Linked DNA regions of Homo sapiens: region 2 is linked to region 1. Evidence: chromatin loops called from intact Hi-C (ENCODE). Cell type or tissue: endothelial cell of umbilical vein. All regions are shown on one strand. Links, peaks and the distances in the headings refer to the core of each region. The heading gives the core; the rest is flanking DNA.

The links. Peaks named below come from ENCODE experiments on the same cell type or tissue, not always from the same donor. Only the 100,000 strongest peaks of a DNase experiment are listed, where the experiment ranks them.
Region 2: a loop joins it to region 1, with 6 times the contacts of the local background. A loop is called at or near these places in 3 of 110 quality-filtered maps.

The regions. Positions count from the first base shown.
Region 1 is chr6:137,091,878-137,097,269 of GRCh38, forward strand. No RefSeq gene overlaps it. Among named protein-coding and RNA genes, the nearest start is that of IL20RA, 50 kb to the left of the region's middle. RefSeq lists enhancers at 2,443-2,492, 2,513-2,762, 4,170-4,309, 5,223-5,392. In endothelial cell of umbilical vein, for the core only: a CTCF peak has its summit at 2,659 (motif pointing right); a DNase peak (open chromatin) is centred at 2,674; H3K27me3 peaks cover 429 bases.
Region 2 is chr6:136,843,736-136,849,127 of GRCh38, forward strand. It overlaps PEX7 (peroxisomal biogenesis factor 7), which reads left to right. Exons shown (of 10, transcript NM_000288.4): 4 at 1,880-1,957; 5 at 2,338-2,446. Among named protein-coding and RNA genes, the nearest start is that of PEX7, 24 kb to the left of the region's middle. In endothelial cell of umbilical vein, for the core only: a CTCF peak has its summit at 2,509 (motif pointing right); a DNase peak (open chromatin) is centred at 2,496.

The sequences.
Region 1 (5,392 bases), core at 312-5,311:
CGAGGCCTCACCAGGAGCAGATGCTGGTGCCATGCTTGTACAGCCTGCAGAACTGTGAACCAAATAAACCTTTTTTTCTTTGCAAATTACACAGCCTCAGGTATTCCTCGAGCAATGCAAATAGACTAACACAGCAATTAAATGCCAATAAAACAATTAATCTTAAAAAACCTCACTAACCTTTTTGGAGCACCCTGTTTATTGCTGTGGGTGTGTGACAGCTGGAAGACAGGGCTCATGGAAAGGTCAAAGGAGGCATGGGCACCCATTCCCCTTGCCCCTGTTGTTGCTGCAGATGGTATGTTGCTCAATATCATATCAGTATGACTACCCGGAATCCTGGGTGATAAGAAGTACAACTGGAGACTGGGACACACACAGTGACTGCTTCTGCAGTGTGGGGATTCTGTATAAAAGCCCTTCCCCCTGGCTCTAGGTACTGGCCACCCTCCCAAGGGATGTGAGATATTTCTGCAATCACTTACCTCCTTCCTCCTCCTGTTTCTCTCCAGCCTGTGCAGTGCAGGGAAGAGCACTGGCTCTCATGCCATACTGCTGGGGTCTGCTTTTGTGCTTCCCCACCTGGTGGCTCTGAGATCTTAGCCAAGCACTGTACCTTCCTGGGGCTGCTGTAACAAAGCACCACAAGTTGGGTGGCTTAGAACAGCAGAAATATGTCGTCTCACAGATCTGCGGGCTGCAAGTCAGACCATGATGTTAATAGGGTTGATTCCTTCTGAGGGCCACCAAGGAGACTCTGTTCCAGGCCTTACTCCAAGCTTCTCGTGGTTTGCCAGCAATCTTTGGCATTCTTTGGCTTGCAGCAGCATAATTCCAGTCTTTTTTGTGTGTATGACAGGGTCTCTCTCTGTCGCCCAGGCTGGAGTGCAGTAGTGCAATCTCGGCTCACTGCAACTTCTGCCTCCCGGGTACAAGCGATTCTCCTGCCTCAGCCTCCCGAGTAGCTGGGATTATAGGCACCCACCACCATGCCCGGATAATTTTTGTATTTTTAGTAGAGACAGCATTTCACCATGTTAGTGGGGCTGGTCTCAAACTCCTGACCTCAAGTGATCTGCCTGGCTCGGCTTCCCAAAGTGCTGGGATTACAGGCATGAGCTACCGTGTCTGGCCATTACATGGTATAATCACTGTGTGTGTGTGTCTGTGTTTTCACATAGCATTCTTTTTGAAGGACACCAGTCATATTGGATTAAGGGCCCACTCTACTCCAATAAGACCCCATCTTAACTAATTACATCTGCAACCATCATATTTTTGAATAAGGCCGCATTTGGGGTACTGGGAGTTAGAACTTTAACATATGAATTTTGTGGAGACACAATTCAACCTTTGAAAACAACAGATTTAACATCTCAGTCTTCTCATCTATAAACCAGGGATATTAGTAACATCCACATTGCAGAGTTGGTGTAAAAAAGATTCAGTCATTTCCTAGACAACCGCTGTAACCAGCTAAGCCTTGAAGCCACATGCTCAGTCATTTAGAACATGTTAAGCACATCGAGACATCTCTGGCTCACAGCTAGCAGCTGGTAAATGTGAGCCATCATTATTTTTCACAACTACATGTGCAGATTTTGACCCTGGGAGAATTTTTTGTTCTAGATTTACACACTAACACCCCTCCCATCTGACCTTTGACCAAGGTTTTTACTACACGTATAAAAATAATAATATAAAGGAGTATGAGCCAAGTACTAAAGTCCTGAGGAGGTGATATCTCTGTGTGCCAAGCAGTCACGGAAGCCTTCATGGGTGATGTTAGAAGACTGTTTTAGTCTGTGCTTGCACTACTATCAAGAACTATCTGAAACTGGGCAATTTATAAAGAAAAGAGGTTTAATTGGCTCATGGTTCTGCAAGGCTGTGCAGAAAGCATGGTGGCTTTTGCTTCTGGGGAGGCCTCAGGAAGCTTCCAATTGTGGTAAAAGGCAAAGGGAGAGCAGGAGTCTTACATGGCTGGAGCAGCAGCAAGAGAGAGGAAGTGGGGAGGTGCTGCACACTTTTAAATGACCAGATCTCATGAGAACTCACTCACTATCATGAGAACAGCACCAAGGGGATGCTGCGAAACTACTGACAAGAAATCGCTCCAATTGTCCAATCATCTGTCACCAGGCCCCACTTCCAACACTGGGGATTACAATTTGACATGGGATTTGGGTGGAGACATGTATCCAAACCATATTACAGACCTTGAAGATGGGGAAGGGGATTGAATCCTTTGATCAAAATCCCATTTTGTGCCTCTGATTTTGGGAAAAATTACTGATCTTCCTTGAACTTCAATTTCTCTATAAAATGGCAATAATATAGTTGTTGCATTGATTAAATGAGACAAGGTAAAGTGTTTGTCAGATGCCCCAAACCCAATAGGTGCTCAGTGAATATTTTTTAAAAATATAGAAGTTATGTTGTGGGCAAAGACTTGGGCAAATTATTAGGAACAAGACTGTAGCTTTTGGGCAGAGCACAGTTGGACTTACTGGCTCAGTAATTCCACATTTGAGTAGAACAACAACTAGTTTCTCAATGATGACACATCAGGATCAAACACCCGGGGGACCTCTCCTGCAATTGCTGTTCTCTTTGAAGAAGCTCCTTTTAAATAGAAGACAGTACCTTGAAATATGGCCACAGGAGGTCAGTAGCGTGCTGTGGTTCTACGCAGAAGCAAAAAAACAGTCCCCTCTAAGCATCTTTAAGCCATAAATTCCTTGTTGTAAACTAAGAATATGTTATTCCTTCCATATTTTCAGATAAATTGACAGCTAAGCTTAAAGAAATTATGCTTTCAGCTTGTAATATGGAATAGACAGGCACTAACTTATTCTTAAAGACTCTTATTATGACACGGCTGTGTTTGAAGAAATGGTTTTGTTTTGTTTTTTAATGAAACCTGTGTTTTGGTCAAGAGTGTTACCACATTCAGATCACAACTTTTCTAAGGAAATACACTCAAAGACACCTAACATTTGAGTGAGATTAATCATAATGTAAGATTTCTGTGATGTGTGCAATGGGGCTTCAATATCTTAGATCTCACCATGATGGGCAATTGCTTGTCTTTTTCGAGCCTTGATTTCTCATCTTTAAGACAGGAGTGACGCGGCTGTTGTCATAATTAAGTGAGGAAATGTAGTTAAAGCACCGACCACCAAGCCCTAAACATTTTGTGCTTCTGGATGCCCAGTATCCTTCCTGTTTGGGGAGAATCTGAAGATGGGTGAGGGACAGGGCTTGTCCCTCGCCGCAATGGAAGTCAAAGGGGGACGATCTTTCTTCGACTCTTTGACCCCTGGCTGCTGGAGCATGGTCATGTGACCAAAGCGTGGCTGGGCATCTCAAAGGCTCAGCCACTTGCATATTATTTGTGATGTCAGGTGTAGGCTAGTGGCGTAATAGCAAGCACCCGGGATCAGCAGGTCCCTGCAGGATGTTGGCGGGGCTTTGCCTACCTTCGTTTCTGCCTAAGTATGCTGAGTTTTCCCAACAACGCTGGGAGCTTATTTATATCCTTCTAACAAATTCAGGTTAGCCAGAAAATCTACTGTTGTTTGCAACCCAAAACACTGAAGAGTGTAAGATTCAAGTTTAAGTTTATGGTAAATGTGCAAAATTACTCGTTAAAGGATTCTGGCTGGTATATAATAGAGTTTTCTCCTGAGGTTTTTTCCACAGTACAATCGATGATTGTAAAAGAAAAGCTGAATAATTGAAAAAAGGCCTAGTGTTTTGACATGACAATAGAAATAATATTTACTAGACACAGAGAGCAGGGTTTCAACCATCCTGTAATTGTCAGCCATGCAGCAGGGCTGTCTGAGGACAGCTGTGCATGTAAATCATCACTGGTTGCCTGGATGAGATAACTAGGTTACTGGTGGCTTCCCCTTCTTCTGGCTTCAGAGGTTGCACCCAAACTCAGTTTCCCATGGGCCCAGTGACTTCCTCTCTCATATCCTCCCACACCAGACCTTCAATGAGACTAAATGGAAATATCTCTGAAATCCACTGATGAGAGAGCAGTAGAACTAACACTGTATATATGTGTGTGTGTACATACTTCAGTATGAAAACAGGAATTCCTATGCATAAATGGCATAACAACACCATATGGCCCCTCACCAATGCATCAGAAGGTAAATAGCTTCTCTTCAGATGATGTTAGAAGAATCATTTGTCCAGTTATTCAAGTTAAATGTCATTTACTTTTGAAATGTTTCTTTGTGATTTAAAGCCTGTCACTAAAAACAAACCCCACACCACCACCACAAAACAAAAACCAAAAAATAAAAGCAAACCACTGCTCTTTGCTTCTCAAACTCTCTCACTGCCTGATATCACACTCACCAGGAAATTTTCTTGGTGATAGAACTTCCATTTCCTCACTGTCTCCCTCACCACCTACCCTACCTCCCATCAGCCCTGGCCTTGGGAATGAAGTGGTCAGAGAAAATGATCTCCTCATAAATGTCTGATGAAAATCGGCTTGCCACCCTGTAACATGGGAAGACATTTGTATCATCTATATTCTAGGTTGATCATAAAACCATCTTATAAAATTGGTTAATTATGCTGGGGTTCAACTGTTTATTATGTCAGACAAGTAGGGTTTTGGGGCAGGTCTGAGATGAAGAGATTGGTAGTAAGGGAAGACTCAATTTATAGCTTTTATTACCAGTAAAATCTGAAGCCTTGCAAAACCTCAATGGTGCCCAATTATATAAAAACATGGTAATTTTTCTTGCATCATCAATATTTAAAAGCCACTTGGCTGACCATGTTGGGACACCTATGTTTTGAAGCATGTGAGGAAACATCTGTGAGCACATTTACAGTATTCCATCAAATAATACGCTTCAAATTCAAGAGGAGTAATTTCAAATTAGTAATGTTTACAGACATGTCTGCATCCATTGTACCTAAAAGAAAGTTAAAATGAGATAAAAATCTGGGAAAAAAAGGTGGCAGCTCATTTCCCACAATCTCCCTTGCTTTTTTAAACTCTTACTTTGAACTTACTGCTTTTTGCATGATAGTCTTCTGCCTTAATTCTTGAATTTTCCAAATTGATGTTAAAGTCTTTAATGACTCCTTTTTATACCAAATAACTCTCTCTTTTTTTCTTTTTACCAACTCTCTGATATGCAAATGTATGTCTGGAGTACCATAAAAAGGATTTTATTTTTCAAAAATAAACAAAGGGAGAATGTAGGTAACAAAATCTAATACAGAAGATGTATTTAACATCATGGTATAGTAGAAAAAAACAAGTTATTCTGTCTTGCATCATTGATGTTTATAAGTCACTTGATGAGCCATTATGAAACATCTCTGTTTGTAACATGCAAAGTTAACAGCTGGG
Region 2 (5,392 bases), core at 179-5,178, 250 kb before region 1:
GCTCTTTGGTTTTCACTGGCCCTTCTATTCCTTTTATAGCTGCTGTCTGTTGCTGGATTGTGCTTCCTTTAGTGTTCCAACTACTCTTCTGTCTTTTGCGTGAATATGGGCAGAGGCAGGGCCAGGACTAGGGTAGAATGTGTGAGGCACTCACTCTAGGTACACAATTTAAGGGGGCCCCAAAAAACTTGATAATCAAGATAATTTGTTAATGTTTTTAAAAATAAAAATTAATGCAAAAAACCCATTATGAACAAAATATCGATATTTTACTTTTTTTGAAGCTTAATATTAATTTTATTAAACTTTTTTCCAGGTTTATTATGATTGGCAAATAAAAATTTGTAGGCTGGGCACGGTGGCTCATGCCTGTAAACCTAGCACTTTGGGAGGCTGAGGCGGTAGGACTGCTTGAGCCTAGGAGTTTGAGACCAGCCTGGGGAACATGGTGAGACACTGTCTCTACAGAAAATAAGAAAAAAATTAGCTGGGTGTGGTGGCACGCAAGCGTGACTCCAGCTACTTAGGAGGCTGAGGTGTGGGAGGACCGCTTGAGCCCAGGAGGTCATCGCTGCAGTGAGCTGAGATTGTGCCCACTGCACTCCAGCCTGGGCGACTGCGCAAGACCCTGTTTTGGAAAAAAAAAAAGAAAAATCTAAGTTGTACAGCTTAGGGTTTTGATCTAAATATATCTTGAGTAATGATTCCTACAGTCAAGCTAATTAACATATCCATCACTTGAATGGTTACCATTTTCTTGTGTGTGAGATAAGAACATTTCAGATCTACTCTCAGCAAATTTCAAGTATTCAGTAATACATTATTATTTATAATAGTTACCATGGTGTACATTGAATCTCTAGAAATTATTCATCTTATAACTAAAAGTTTGTATCCTTTGACCAACATATCCCCATTTCCCCCACCCCCAGCCCCTGGCAAACACTACTCTACTGTATGTTTCTCTAAGTTTGACTTTTTTAGATTCCACCTATAAGTGACGGGATCAGTATTACTGATGTTTTTTTTCCTCAGCCTCCAACATGGCTCAATATAGTACTGGGCAGCAGAGAGAAAGTAACCCACATGTAAGCGGCTTAAGCCCAGATACTCATACTTCCTACGTATATGTGGGAGAGAGTAGTAAGATTCAAAGTAACCTGCTGGCTGATCACCAATGTGATATACCAATGGCATATACTCAGGTCCTTGTCAGGACTAATTTCATAAAGTATAATTATGCACATATTTTGTTGAACTTAGTTTACAGCAGTGATCTGTGTATAATCTGTTGTATAAAATGAAAGAATGAAAACATTTCCAAAAGTTTTCAAGTAGTTCATTTGAAATGGTTCACTGAGAGCAGTGAAGCATATACTTTAGAATAGCAGCATTGGATAACTAAAACTGTTTACCAAGAGATCTGGAAGGATCACCTGGTTCCTGCAAGCTTTTTCTAAGAAAGGCCAGATAGGGATATTAATTGAATTTTAATGCTTTCCAATAAACATTGACCCAGCAAGCTTTTTTAGATGACTAACTTTCTAATCTGCTTTGACATTTCTTCGTGGGGCTGCAAACAGTGATTTGTTGGTAGGTTTTAAAATATGTATAATTTGTTTTAGTGAAGAAGGTTTGGAAGTATACTGTAGAATTCTGTGAAAGCAGAATGGAGTCTTATCTGTAAGGAATAAGTCTGGAGGAATGGACAAGATCAACTTTTCATTTCTCAGACACCTTGTTGAGATGGATAGGAATTATTTGATGTTTTGACATAGTAAATTAGTTGTTCTGCCTCTCATTGTTATGTAACAAGAGATAAAATGCAATGTTGAACTTGATGGTCTTTTGCTTTCTAAACACTTTTCAATGTTTTTAGGTGTATAGTGTTGATTGGAGCCAAACCAGAGGTGAACAGCTTGTGGTGTCTGGCTCATGGGATCAAACTGTCAAATTGGTATGTTAGCATTATTGTATTCAAAAACGAATATTCCCTTCTCTAGAGCTTCCACTAAATTTTCTTCTCTTTTTCCAACATACTTCTGTAGCTCTATGATTCGACAGCTGAGCTTTCTTTTAAAAAAAAAATTAAAACACTTATTAGAACTTAAAATTTTCTAATCTTTTGGCTGTGAACTAATAGTTAGCTCAGCATTAGTTTGGCCCTTAAATACAGTCTTGCTTTATATCAAAACAGATCTTTAAAAATCCTTGAGATCTGTATATATATTGTATGCATATATATAAATGTATATAGTTTATTGGTGTATGTAGTATATGTAAAAGCATAAATTTGAATTTATCCCTCAAGTAATTGATCTATTCATTTATTTGTAGTGGGATCCAACTGTTGGAAAGTCTCTGTGCACCTTTAGAGGCCATGAAAGTATTATTTATAGCACAATCTGGTCTCCCCACATCCCTGGTTGTTTTGCTTCAGCCTCAGGTAAATTATTCTGTATTTACCAAAAGCCTTACTTGTAGTGAATGGTGGCCTTGTTTTTACCATTAGGTGGCGCTGTGTACCTTAGCTTCAGAGAGAAAACAGGAGAATATTACTATTCTTTTGTGTTCTTAAGACTTTACTTCTTTTTTTATTTTTATTTTTTTATTTTTATTATTATACTTTAAGTTCTAGGGTACATGTGCACAACGTGCGGGTTTGTTACATGTGTGTGCATGTGTGCCATGTTGGTGTGCTGCACCCATTAACTCATCATTTACATTGGATATATCTCCTAATGCTATCTCTCCCCCCTTCCCCCACCCCATGACAGGCCCCGGTGTGTGATGTTCCCCATCCTGTGTCCAAGTGTTCTCATTGTTCACTTCCCACCTATGAGTGAGAACATGCGGTGTTTGGTTTTCTGTCCTTGGAATAGTTTGCTCAGAATGATGGTTTCCAGCTTTGTCCATGTCCCTACAAAGGACATGAACTCATCCTTTTTTATGGCTGCATAGTATTCCATGGTGTATATGTGCCACATTTTCTTGATCCAGTCTATCATTGTTGGACATTTGGGTTGGTTCCAAGTCTTTGTTATTGTGCATAGCGCCGCAGTAAACATACATATGCATGTCTTTATAGCAGCATGATTTATAATCTTTGGGTATATATCCAGTAAATGGAATGGCTGGGTCAAATGGTATTTCTAGTTCTAGATCCTTGAGGAATCGCCACACTGTCTTCCACAATGGTTGAACTAGTTTACAGTCCCACCAACAGTATAAAAGTGTTCCTATTTCTCCACATCCTCTCCAGCACCTGTTGTTTCCTGACTTTTTGATGATCGCCATTCTAACTGGCGTGAGATGGTATCTCATTGTGGTTTTGATTTGCATTTCTCTGAAGGCCAGTGATGATGAGCATTTTTTCATGTGTCTGTTGGCTGCATAAATGTCTTCTTTTGAGAAGTGTCTGTTCATATCCTTTGCCCACTTTTTGATGGGGTTGTTTGATTTTTTCTTGTAAATTTGTTTTTAAGTTTTTTGTAGATTCTGGATATTAGCCTTTTGTCAGATGAGTAGATTGCAGAAATTTTCTCCCATTTCGTAGGTTGCCTGTTCACTCTGATGGTAGTTTCTTTTGCTGTGCAGAAGCTCTTTAGTTTAATTAGATCCCATTTGTCAATTTTGGCTTTTGTTGCCATTGCTTTTGGTGTTTTAGACATGAAATCCTTGCCCATGCCTATGTCCTGAATGGTATTGCCTAGGTTTTCTTCTAGGGTTTTTATGGTTTTAGGTCTAACATGTAAGTCTTTAATCCATCTTGAATTAATTTTTGTATAAGGTGTAAGGAAGGGATCCAGTTTCAGCTTTCTACATATGGCTAGCCAGTTTTCCCAGCACCATTTATTAAATAGGGAATCCTTTCCCCATTGCTTGTTTTTCTCAGGTTTGTCAAAGATCAGATAGTTGTAGATATGCGGCATTATTTCTGAGGGCTCTGTTCTGTTCCATTGGTCTAGATCTCTGTTTTGGTACCAGTACCATGCTGTTTTGATTACTGTAGCCTTGTAGTATAGTTTGAAGTCAGGTAGCTTGATGCCTCCAGCTTTGTTCTTTTGGCCTAGGATTGTCTTGGCAATGTGGGCTCTTTTTTGGTTCCATAGGAACTTTAAAATAGTTTTTTCCAATTCTGTGAAGAAAGTCATTGGCAGCTTGATGGGGATGGCATTGAATCTATAAATTACCTTGGGCAGTATGGCCATTTTCACGATATTGATTCTTCCTATCAATAAGCATAGAATGTTTTTCCATTTGTTTGTGTCCTCTTTTATTTCGTTGAGGAGTGGTTTGTAGTTCTCCTTGAAGAGGTCCTTCACATCCCTTGTAAGTTGGATTCCTAGGTATTTTATTCCCTTTGTAGCAATTGTGAATGGGAGTTCACTCATGATTTGGCTCTCTTTTTGTCTGTTATTGGTGTATAGGAATGCTTGTGATTCTTGCACATTGATTTTGTATCCTGAGACTTTGCTGAAGCTGCTTATCAGCTTGAGATTTTGGGCTGAGACGGTGGGGTTTTCTAAATACACAATCATGTCATCTGCAAACAGGGACAATTTGACTTCCTCTTTTCCTAATTGAATACCCTTTATTTCTTTCTCCTGCCTAATTGCCCTGGCCAGAACTTCCAACACTATGTTGAATAGGAGTGGTGAGAGAGGGCATCCCTATCTTGTGCCAGTTTTCAAAGGGAATGCTTCCAGTTTTTACCCATTCAGTAAATATTATCATATTGGCTGTGGGTTTGTCATAAATAGCTCTTATTATTTTGAGATACATCCCATCAATACCTAGTTTATTGAGAGTTTTTAGCACGAAGGGCTGTTCAATTTGGTCAAAGGCCTTTTCTGCATCTGTTGAGATAATCATGTGGTTTTTGTCTTTGGTTCTGTTTATATGATGGATTACATTTATTGATTTGTGTATGTTGAACCAGCCTTGCATCCCAGGGATGAAGCCAACTTGATCTTGGTGGATAAGCTTTTTGATGTGCTGCTAGATTCAGTTTGCCAGTATTTTACTGAGGATTTTTGCATTGATGTTCATCAGGGATATTGGTCTAAAATTCTCTTTTTTTTGTTGTGTCTCTACCAGGCTTTGGTATCAGTATGCTGCTGGCCTCATAAAATGAGTTAAGGAGGATTCCGTCTTGTTCTATTGATTGGAATAGTTTCAGAAGGAATGGTACCAGCTCCTCTTTATACCTCTGGTAGAATTCGGCTGTGAATCTGTCTGGTTCTGGAGTTTTCTTGGTTGGTAGGCTATTAATTATTGCCTCAATTTCAGAGCCTGTTATTGGTGTATTCAGGGGTTCAGCTTCTTCCTGGTTTAGTCTTGGGAGGGTGTATGTGTCAAGGAATTTATCCATTTCTTCTAGATTTTCTAG